Regions from separate parts of the Homo sapiens genome. Here region 1 is linked to region 2. A link is a loop called in an ENCODE intact Hi-C map of the cell type or tissue named here. Cell type or tissue: heart left ventricle. All regions are shown on one strand. Links, peaks and the distances in the headings refer to the core of each region. The heading gives the core; the rest is flanking DNA.

The links. Peaks named below come from ENCODE experiments on the same cell type or tissue, not always from the same donor. Only the 100,000 strongest peaks of a DNase experiment are listed, where the experiment ranks them.
Region 1: it touches region 2 in a loop (2.4-fold over the local background); 12 of 110 quality-filtered maps call a loop at or near these places.

The regions. Positions count from the first base shown.
Region 1 is chr1:185,593,404-185,598,790 of GRCh38, forward strand. The region is part of intron 2 of LINC01350 (long intergenic non-protein coding RNA 1350); the gene reads right to left. All of the region lies in intron 1 of LOC107985239 (a long non-coding RNA gene), which reads left to right. Among named protein-coding and RNA genes, the nearest start is that of LINC01350, 32 kb to the right of the region's middle. In heart left ventricle, for the core only: a CTCF peak has its summit at 2,869 (motif pointing left); no DNase peak of the experiment used is centred there; H3K27ac peaks cover 2,568 bases.
Region 2 is chr1:185,668,163-185,673,549 of GRCh38, forward strand. All of the region lies in intron 1 of LOC107985239 (a long non-coding RNA gene), which reads left to right. Among named protein-coding and RNA genes, the nearest start is that of GS1-204I12.4, 24 kb to the left of the region's middle. In heart left ventricle, for the core only: a CTCF peak has its summit at 2,359 (motif pointing left); no DNase peak of the experiment used is centred there; H3K4me3 peaks cover 271 bases; H3K27ac peaks cover 452 bases.

The sequences.
Region 1 (5,387 bases), core at 94-5,093, 75 kb before region 2:
TGTTTAATGAATGCTTTTTCTAAATGATTTCCTTTGGAGCTTTGATTAGTCATTTTAGTCCCCTGGGCTTCAATTTTCCCATTCTGAAAATAGATGGTAAGTGATGAAGAAATGTGTTTACTGTCATAGAGAGACGTCCAAACATATTGCTGAGTGGAAAAAGGAGTTTAAAAAACAACATATAATGTATAATTTCATTTTTATAGAACTATGTACATACATCATATTTCATATACCAATGTCTGGGAGAATTTTTTAACAAAATATCAAAATGAAATTATGTTTCTTTAAACTTAATATAAAATAGTAAAACTAAATTAAAAAAATTTTAAAACCATGCAAAAATAGATAATGAGTTTTCCTCCAAGGTAGGACAAATTTTATCATTTGTAAAGGAATAAATATCAAAATCAAGGTGGCTTACTAGAAGAAAACCCTAGGTTGGTTTATTTGAGCCTGGACCCATAAAGGACCATGCTAATGAGGAAATTTCTACTATTCCTAAGTGAAGGTGGAAATCAGGCTGGATCCAGGTGTCTTTTGGTCCTGCCTTAAACTTTGTCACTTTCTATAAGCCCATCCTTCAACATAATCTATTTCCATCTATGCTTTGCTAATAGTAACAACTCTACTTCCTAACCCATTTCTATAAGCAAGTTATTTTGGCTCTGCCTTTGAATAATTTTGTCAGTTAAATCCTGATTCCTTCTTTTTATTCAGGGCTTTATCCTAAGAATGCTCAGGAATCCTGAGTCCCAGCCCCGTGTCAGTTTTGGAAGACAAATTTCCTGCCTAGCTCTGCAGCACAAATGCTGCTCTGCCAGTTTTTCTGTGGCTTTGTTCCACCTTATCTGCAGTGGCCAATGGTAGGTATCATGTCCTGGTGCCCTCTGATGCAGCCTGCCACTTGCTCAGCTGTACCTTGGCATATATCCCTCTGTTTTGCGGTTCTTTGTGATTGTCCCTTTCAGATTAGAAGTGCTTTATAATAAATTGGTAACTGTGCTTATTTGGCTGTTGAAAAGGGAGTCCTTTTAAAAAGGAAACTTAGCCCTTAAAACACATACACACACACACACACACACACACACACACACACACACACACACACATTTAAATATTTTCCAGATTGCTTTCTTTGCTTTTAAAGGTCACCTGAAGGTGAAGGGGTTGAAGGACATTTTATTGGGCTGTTTACTCTGCATTAAATGTCCTTCCTTCTTTCTCCTTATCTAGTACAGCCCTACCTTCAAGGTCCAGCTGAAATTCCAGCCACTCTGTGAAACTTTTCTTATCACCCTGGCCTTGGAGATTTGCCCTTTCTCTGTGCTCTGGTAACACAGAATGTCTGCATTAGCTTTTTCAAACTTAGCCTATGCTGCCTGTCTGTGAAGTATAAGCTTTGTTTTCCCAATGAGACTATCAGCTTTGTTTTCCCAATGAGACCATCACTCGTTTATAGGCTTGGAGTAAGAGTGGCTGAAATCCTATCTCCATCACTTGTGAGCTGTACGACCTTGTTCAAGCCACTTCCCATCGCTGTGCCTTAGGCTCCTTCTCTGTTCAGTGTAGTCATAGTACCTATCTTTTAGAGTTGTTGGGAAGATTAAATGAAATAATACATGCAGTGTGTTTAGTACAATGCCTGGCACATAGTTAGTGTTCAATAATTAATATATTTTATACACTTGTAATTTAACTACTATGTAGTTAAAGGAACTGGTGAAACAGTTATGAAACAGCTAATAGTCTACAGAAATAGTTTCTGCTCTGCCAAATCCAGCAGGGAGCCAGAGGGCAAGGGAGTCAATTAAAGCACAGCAAGAAATTGTTTTTGCCCCAGGGGAATTTACATTCTAGGATTTAATAACTAATTAGCCAATTATTTATTTAAATACTAATCTTTTCAGAAGTACAGGGTGCCATAAAAATGTCTGTGTCTCCCTGAAAGTCTTGGGGAGGTTCCCCTGAGGAAGTGGTAAATGAATTTAGATCTTAAAAAGGAATAGGTGTGAACAAGTTGAATGTCAGGAAGTGTATTCTTGGCAAAGAGAAGACCATGTGTGGGGACTTTGAGCTGGAGGGAAGTGTGGATAATCTGAGGACCTCAGAGACAGCCAGTGTGGCTGGAGCATGATGGCTGAATGAGAAGAGAGAGAGCTCCAAAGGAGCCAGGTTGGATTTTAGGTCTGTCATTTTCCCAGTATCTTGTAACTATACATTAAGGAGCTTATTTATACTCATTAATGATTTAGTCTACGTGGATGCTGGTTCATCTGATTCTTTTAAACAATAAAAGAAAGTGTTTTCTGGGTATATGGTATATCGATAAGAGTCTGGTCAGGAAAACAGAAACTGCATTGGGCATTTCAACAGTGAGAATTTAATATGAGAAGTTGGTTAAACAGGACTGGAGAAATAAAAACCCAAAGAAGGGATGCTGAGGTCACAAAGAGAGAGTGACTATAAGAAGCTGCTGCCTCTCCAGATCAGAATCTTAAGCTTTGTCTGCATTGCCTCTCTCTCTCACTTCCAGTCTCTCACAAAGTCCTATCTTCACAGCTCAGAGAGCTATAATGCAGAACCTTATGTGTCAGGGAGTGGAGGACAGGAGGTGCAGGCCTGGTTGCTGCCCAGCACGTGCTGGTACCTCAGGAGCTCAGAAGAGCTGGGAAGACTTCCCAGCTAGTGCTGGTACCTGTACCTCTAAGAGGGCACATTCAGGTTAGTTCTTAGAATACTAAAATAAAAGAGGAGACTGAAGCCAACTGCCCATCCCAGGATGCAGAGCTATTATTGCTCAGGTGATGATAGGAAGAGGAAGAAAGCAAAGAGTCTGCCATTTAACCTCCCTCTAGCGGCCACTATTGGTAGAAGCTGACAGGGAGTCAGCAGGTTAAGCTGATTTGCAGAGTCCTAGACCCAGTATCACGTAATAAAGATATGAGGGGTAAAAAATAAGAACAATGGAGAAGGTGGATATTGATAGCTGGATATGAAGGGTGACATGGTCTTGCTTTGGGTAGCATTTGACTCTCTTATTTCTGCCCTTCAACATGCAATACATTACTTTCAAAGTCTTTGCAGAAAAATTATTTTATTAACTCATTAACTCTTTTGAGAGTAATCAAAATGAATTATTTTGCTAAAGCAGAAACATGGAAGAAATCTTTTTGTAAGTTTTATGCCATGCCAGTCACTGATTGGAGATATATTTATATCTATCTCTATATAGAGATAGATATTTTCACACATACAGACATATACACATATATATTTTATTTAATTTAAAAATTGTTGAAAAAGAACAAAAATTTGTAAGATCTCACTGTTGGCCTTCAAGCTGTTGGAAACTATGATACACATTCATGAAAAGGAGACTGAGGGTCATTATACAGGTTGGTTTCAGCTCCTAAGGGGTCCTGCCATCCCAGATCTGTGAACTCCAGGGAAAATCTCTACTTTTCTACCATTTCCTTGGTGATTGATTGCAAATCCCCTGGGGTTTGGAGAATCACATATATCTTTCCTCCCAGCTTCTGCTATAGGTTTTCATTTGCTGTTGAAGTTGAGCAGGAACCACCCAGAGCTCTACCCAGAGACCTTTTTATTTTCCCCTACCCCATAGCGTGAAATATTTTTGTTGCTTAAACCACAAACAATATGTTATAAATCATTTCTCAGTATTTATAAATAAAAATATTCTTAAAAGTTACACATTGTTTAAGCACCAAGCTGACTGAATTCCAACCACAAGCAACAGATGTTTTAGTCATCCCAAGCAATTCTAACGAAGATAAAACTGTGATTTTCATTTGATATTTTGGAACATTAAAAATAATTGTTGGAGTCCCCAATACTACTTTTAAGTGCCTCAGGAGACACAGACTTAGGTATAATTTTTTTCATGTGTACTATATTAAAAGATACATTTGCTTGGAAGACCTGTTTAGTGCAAAAGTGTGACTTTCGGCCAATTCCTCTTAATTAATGACAATGCTTCAGTTAAGTACTTTAGTTCCTTTGTATCAACTCCCATATTTCTCCAGAGAATTTGTGAAATAAGCACCTTGACTGGTGTGGAAGGAGTTTTTACTACAAATTTTTCATAAAAAAGGAACATTGAAATGCTACTTATCAAATTGGCTCATCTGTCTCAAATATTCATTTCCTAGAAATAATCCTTTGTTATTATCCGTAATAACTGAAACCTTATCGTTTTATTTCACCTGCTTTCTTTGTTTTGGTTTTCAGCATTAAAAAGCAATAATAACTTTGGCAAAAAATAATTCCTGTAGATCATTATTTTGAGGGTAGTCCTACTTGGCCTATTAGTTCCGCTGTAGTGCAATGTGTTTTGATATTGTTACTTAAATCAACACCAACCAGAATTACTGGCAGTCACAAACAAAAGTCTAATAATTCAGTGTTGAATTGTAAAGCAAAATGCATTTAAAAAATTAAGACTGCAAAGAAAGATGGAAATAACTGTATGATAAACATATAGACATGTTTATTTCTCAAAAATATGAGTTTGTTATAGATTCCTTAAAAAATTGCCTGGTTATCAATTTTTAAAAATAAATTACGCATTATTTATGTGTTTGCTTTTCTGCTGGTAACAATATTTATGTAACAAACAAAAAAATAAAAAACAAAAAAAAGAAAAACCCACAGTGCAAACATAAACCTTTGATGAGGCTTGGAATTCTTTCTACTTTTAATCTGCATAACATTTGCCTCCCCTTCATTGGCTCAATTATGGATTTGAAAGACTGATTCTCAAAAGGTGATCCTGTATGCTTTGCCTCCCAGTAGAAATTTTGCCAAAGAGTGCTGGATTATGCCTTATGTTGTAGAGTTGCATACTTTAACATTAATGTATAAAAAGGTAATTTTTATTAACTTAGCAAAGTAGAAACATTGACCATTGATTATGAAACATGGTTACTATTTTTAAATTAACAAACTTAAGAAAACATTAAAAGATGTTAATAAAAACCTAAGTAGCGTTTTGTACCTTCCTTGATGATCCTTAGCTGTTGTCAATCAAACTGCATCTCTAGTCTATTTTTAGTCTGGAAAGAAACTGCTTATCTTTAACTTGCCCAAAGACTCTTCTGGGGCTTTTCCACTATGCTGAAATTTTAATAACATCTCTAGATAGTTCTTCATTTCTGTTACAAGATTTAACTTCCTTATTGAGGCAATCTTTTGACTGTCTTCAGCTTCCTCAGTTATCAGTACTTAGTTCTCTTGTTAACCTAAGTTCCATGTACCTAGTCTCTTACTTTCTCCTAAATGGGGTAAAAATTCATTTTTATTCACAAAGCTACTGCTGATGGAGAGAAATTACAGGTGTGATGTACTTCTCCTCAGTAGTAGCA
Region 2 (5,387 bases), core at 75-5,074:
TCTATTTTTCCCTCCATCCCTTGGGCATTTTTCCAAGTCCACATTATTCTATTTGATTGTCTGGGTATTGATATGTGTTATCTCTATGTTCTAGGCACTGAGCCCAGGGCTAAGTATACTGTGATGAATAAAACACACCATTCCCTAAAACCTTCCTTAATTTTCTCTTTTGTTGAACTCCTCATGTACTTTTAGTGAGTACAATGACATTTAGGATTAAATTGTTCTCTAATTTTTCTCCTGTGATCTATTTTTGACTTGCTAAGTAGATCAAAGCCTTATTGAAGATTTTGCATTGGTAATATTCACAGAGAAAATGTATACCTGAACTGCTGGAGAGGCTCTGGAAAAGTATAGGAGCACCTGTCCTAACTTTTAGGGTCATGGAAGACTTAGGAGAGGACATCTAAGCTAAGTAGGATAAGTAGAATGTAATCAGGTGAAGATTGAAAGTGGGGAAAAGGCTGGCAGAGTGTAGGATCCCATTCCATATTCAAGAAGTGGTTTTGCAAAGAGAAGATAAAGTATAGCATATTTAAAAGATGCATAGGTACTTCAGAATCACCAAACACAAACTGCAAGGGGGTAGATGTGGAGAATAAGGTACACCATGAAAAATATACAGGGACAATACAAAAGAGCAAGATGAAGGGTCAACATTGTGCTATAGAAACAAAATTCCCTAAAGTAAGTTTTCTGGTTTTGTCAGTGACTTTATAGGCTGTGAGATAGAGGAGGTCAACCCTAGTTGGAGCAGTATGCAAAGCAGAGATGGCCTTATATTGCGGAGTGCTTTGGATAGCCAGAGAGGTGGAGGGATCGACTTCAGTCTGGGAAGACCCCCTGAAAAAATGCCCAGTGGCTGGCAGTCATTTTGATGGGCTTTCTGCCTGAAACAGGGATTTCTCCTCAAAGGCAAATGAGATACAAATTTACCCAATGGCACATCCTAATAACTGAAGCAGGAAGACAAAACAGGTTCCTCAGGTCCCCACTCAACCAGCCATTTGCTAGAACACAAAATTATCTGCATTCAAATGCCAATTTTTTTTGAGTCACTGAATATGCTTTCTTTGCCTTTTCATTATTTCTTAATAATAATCATATAGCACTGACATCATTTATATCCAAGTTTGCAGTTAAATAGATCAGTTAATAAGTTGTACAAAGAACGGTGTGTTCTATACTGAAATAAGTGGCAATGATCTTATCTTCAGAGTATATCATCATCTATTTGGTTCTCAAAAACATCATCATCATTATAATTACTTTATTAATTCTTTTAGCTACTATTTTTTAAAGTTCTTTTTATGTTCCAAGCACTGTGGTAAGTGCTTTACAAACTGTAAGAGACATAAAGCTTTTCTGTATGTCTAGCCTCCCTTCCTTCTTTCAGAAATAATGTCTTTTTTTGTTTGTTTGTTTGTTTTGCTTTTAGGAGACCAGCCGTTTCTCATTCTCACTCTACGCAGTCAACTCCATGCATTCACAGTTTTACCCTTCTCTCTCTCCAGGCTTTATAGTGGTGGTAGTCATGGGACAGCACAGGACGCAGGCCTGGCTTAGGTGGGCACATGTCCTAAAGTGGTCTGAGCCATACTGAGGCCTGCACTTTTGCTGGAGCTATTGGAAAAGAGGTCCCTGGGTATAAGAGCCACTTAAATCTGGAGCGGGCTGAGCCCACCTGGTACCATGAGAAGAAAATCTGCCAGATATTGAAGTCAACACACAAGAAAGCAGAGCCAGGAGATGGAGACAAGGCAATAGCATCCTCAATATATTAAATTCCAAAGCTGGCTGTTCCTGAAGAGAGTATGTATCTGGACCTTTCAGCTATGTGATCCAATATATGTCTCTATCTTTACAAAACTACTTTGAGTTGGGCTTTTGTTCTTGGCTGCTGAAACAGGCAGAGCCATTATATGACTAAAAAGCTCCTGTTCTTAACGACCAATATCTCCAAGGATATTGGAGAAATGCTGGTGAAATAATGTGAGTAAATTTAAAAAGGAATCCCTCTTCACCTGCCCCCAAGTTTCGTGAGCTTTTTTAAGGGTACGTTTTCCATAAGGAATGTGCTTACTATTGCAGATTAGCAATGTGTTAGTTTGTCCATACGAAAGCAAGTAGCACTTATTTCCTTGTGGACAAGTGCATCCCCTGTGGTCCTGCTAGTACTATTTCAGTCCTAACGGGGTGATCAAGGGTTTGAGGCACCCTCTCAATACAAGCCCCAACCAAGGGAGGGTCCTAGCTCTTCTCATTTGAAAATGGTAAGCAAGCACTTCTCACTTCTAGATGGGAAGCCTGCCGATAACAAAAAATAGTTTTGCTTAAATATAGGCAGGCTTGAATTTGATGAAATGGCCCCCTCCGGTGGTTAGAGCAGCTGCTATAGTCTCCTTCCTCCTTAAGGTGGGAGACCTAAAATGAACCTTACTTAGTCTATTGCTTGTAAAGCCCACTGTTCTCTGAAATTTACTGCTTTGGTAAAATCTGCACAACTTAGAGTGCAGTGACAGCTGTATAACCGCATCGTTCAAGAAATCCTCAGTGTGAATGACTTTTAAATATTGGATGGATTGCCTTACATTCTGGGAGTGTTACTTTCACCCTCATTTATAAGGGGAAGCTCATAAAATAAGCTTCTCAGGAGTATACATTAATAAGAACAAAACAACCTTAACACAGCAGACTAATTTATCTATGTTTAATCTGTCTTGTAAAATAGCAAGATTAAAATGGAGGTACGTCACAGAAGATCAAAACATGTAGGCTCCTTGAAGTCCCTGCACATTTGGCCTAAATGCTTCCTAGCTCGTTTTTAAATCAGCTGATGTGAATGAGAAGTTATTTTTAAAAAATCAGACAATCAGAGTGCCCTGTACTAGAAAGAGACGACCTGTATGTTTGCTGACCATTGTTCTAGTGCTTGCTAGGGAAAGTTACCTGGAATTAGTAATAGAAAGAAAAGAACACATTATGGATGCTAAGGATAATTCTTCTTCTCTCTCTTAAATTTCATGAGACTTAAAAGGTGATTCTACAGTTTTTGACGTGATTCTTTAAAATATTTTTAGAAATATTTTATTTTATTTATTTATTTTTGAGATGGAGTCTCGCTCTGTCACCCAGGCTGGAGTGCAGTGACACGATCTTGGCTCCCTGCAATCTCCACCTCCTAGGTTCAAGTGATTCTTCTCTCTCAGCCTCCTGAGTAGCTGGGAGTACAGGCATGCACCACCATGCCTGGCTAATTTTTTATATTTTTAGTAGAGACAAGTTTCACTGTGTTGGCAAGGTTGGTCTCAAAGTCCTGACCTCAAATGATCCACCCTCCTTGGCCTCCCAAAGTGCTGGGATTACAGGCATGAGCCACTGTGTCTGGCCCAGAAATATTTTAACTTAGCACTTTGGTGTCAGATTCATAGGAGCCAATGCATACAAAATTATTTATTTCGTTTGAAAAATAATTCTGTAGAGGTCATTGCAATGTTGAGTTCTTGATCTTTAAATCCTTTTAAAATTTTAGATGGGCATTGCTAACGGGAGAGATACAGTTCACACCAAATAGATACCACGGATCATTCTCTTTTTAAAGTGTTCCTCTTTGAGATTCCCCACCCCACCTCCCCCCACTTTGCTGTGCCTCCATTCTCAACAAGCATCTTAAACATTGTTTATCCCCCATCCTCTGTCTTTGGCCATCTTCTCAATATATACCCTCCTTCTGAGTGTTCTCATCCAAACTCATGGCTGTATTTACTATCCATCACTGTAGTTTCCTAAATTAATATTGCTATTTAAAATTGAGCTGTACCCTGACCTTCAGAGCTATACATAAAATGGGCTGCCCAACATCTACTTGAATGTCCCATAAGGATTCAAATTCAGTATAGCAAAACTGAGCTTAATATATCTTCTCCCTGAATTTAGTTCCAGTTCATTTCATGGCCTCAAAACCCCGTATCTGGGAAACATACCAGAATCTTTCCTTACCTTCTTCCACAACCAACCGGTTACTATATGCTATAATATTTACCTTTTTGGCATTTCTGGTATTCGTCTTCTCGTTACCATCTTCACTGCTGTTGCCCTCATTGAGGCACTCATCTCTTACCTGGACTATTATAAGAGATTCTACTTTCAACTGAACAAACACATTGTAGCCAGAATTGCTTTTCCTAAATGCAAATCAAATCACGTTCTTCCCCATATCCCTCTTTTTTTTTTGAGACAGAGTCTCATTCTGTCAAGTGATTCTCCTGCCTTAGCCTCCCAAGTAGCTGGGATTACAGGCACACACCACCATGCCTGGCTAATTTTTGTATTTTTAGTAGAGACGGAGTTTCACCATGTTGGCCAGGCTGGTCTTAAACTCCCGACCTCAGGTGATCTGCCCGCCTCGGCCTCCCAATGTGTTGGTATTAGAGGTGTGAGCCACCATGCCCAGCCTATGTTCTTCCCCTTTTAAGACACTTCAGGGTTGTTGTTGTGTGTTTTTTTTTTTTGTAAGCATAAATTTAAATTTCTTGATGCATCATACATGATCCTCTACATCTGGCTACTGACCACTTCTCTATATCAGTTGTCTATTGCCCTGATAACACTGTGTAACCAACAACCACAAAATCTCAAGGACATACTTAAGAAACATTTATTATTCCCTTGTCTAGGCTGGTCTGCTGTGGACTTTGCTTGATCTTGGCTGGAGTTGCTCTTATGTCTGGAGGTTGGCTGGCCTTGGCTGGTCTAGAGTAGACTTAGCTGGAATAACTGGGGCAACTTGGCTCTGCTCTATGTGTTCCTTGTCCTCTGGCTGACTAGCCTGGGCATGGTTAATGGGGATGACAGAGATGCAAGAGAGAGCATAAGCAGAAATATACAAAGTTTCTTGAGGCCTAGGTTCAGAATTGGCACATCGTCATGTTTGCTAAGTTGTATTAGCCAAAGGAAGTCCTAAGACTGGCTCAGATTCAAGGGTTCGGGAGACAGATTCTGCCTCCAATTAGGGGAACTGCAAAGTCACATGACAATGGGTTGACTACAGGAAGTGGGGGAGAATTAGAGTTTTTATTGCACTGTCCATCATATATTTCAAGAAAGCTTCCACTTTCTTCCTTCCTCAGGACAAACAAGGAACAAAGAAACTCTCCACTGAAATTTTCAAATTTCATTACGGATAATGCAAGGAAAAGGAGAAAACGTCAAAGGAACTATAATTTCAACACCCTTGTAGAGAAAATAATGTATCTATGGAGGAAAATAAGTACAGGGTACTATGAGGAAATAAACATTAGGAGAATAGAAAAGAGACATTGGGAATTAAAAATATGATGGCAAAATAAGAAATTCAGTGAAAAGTTTGGAAGACAAAATTGAGGCAT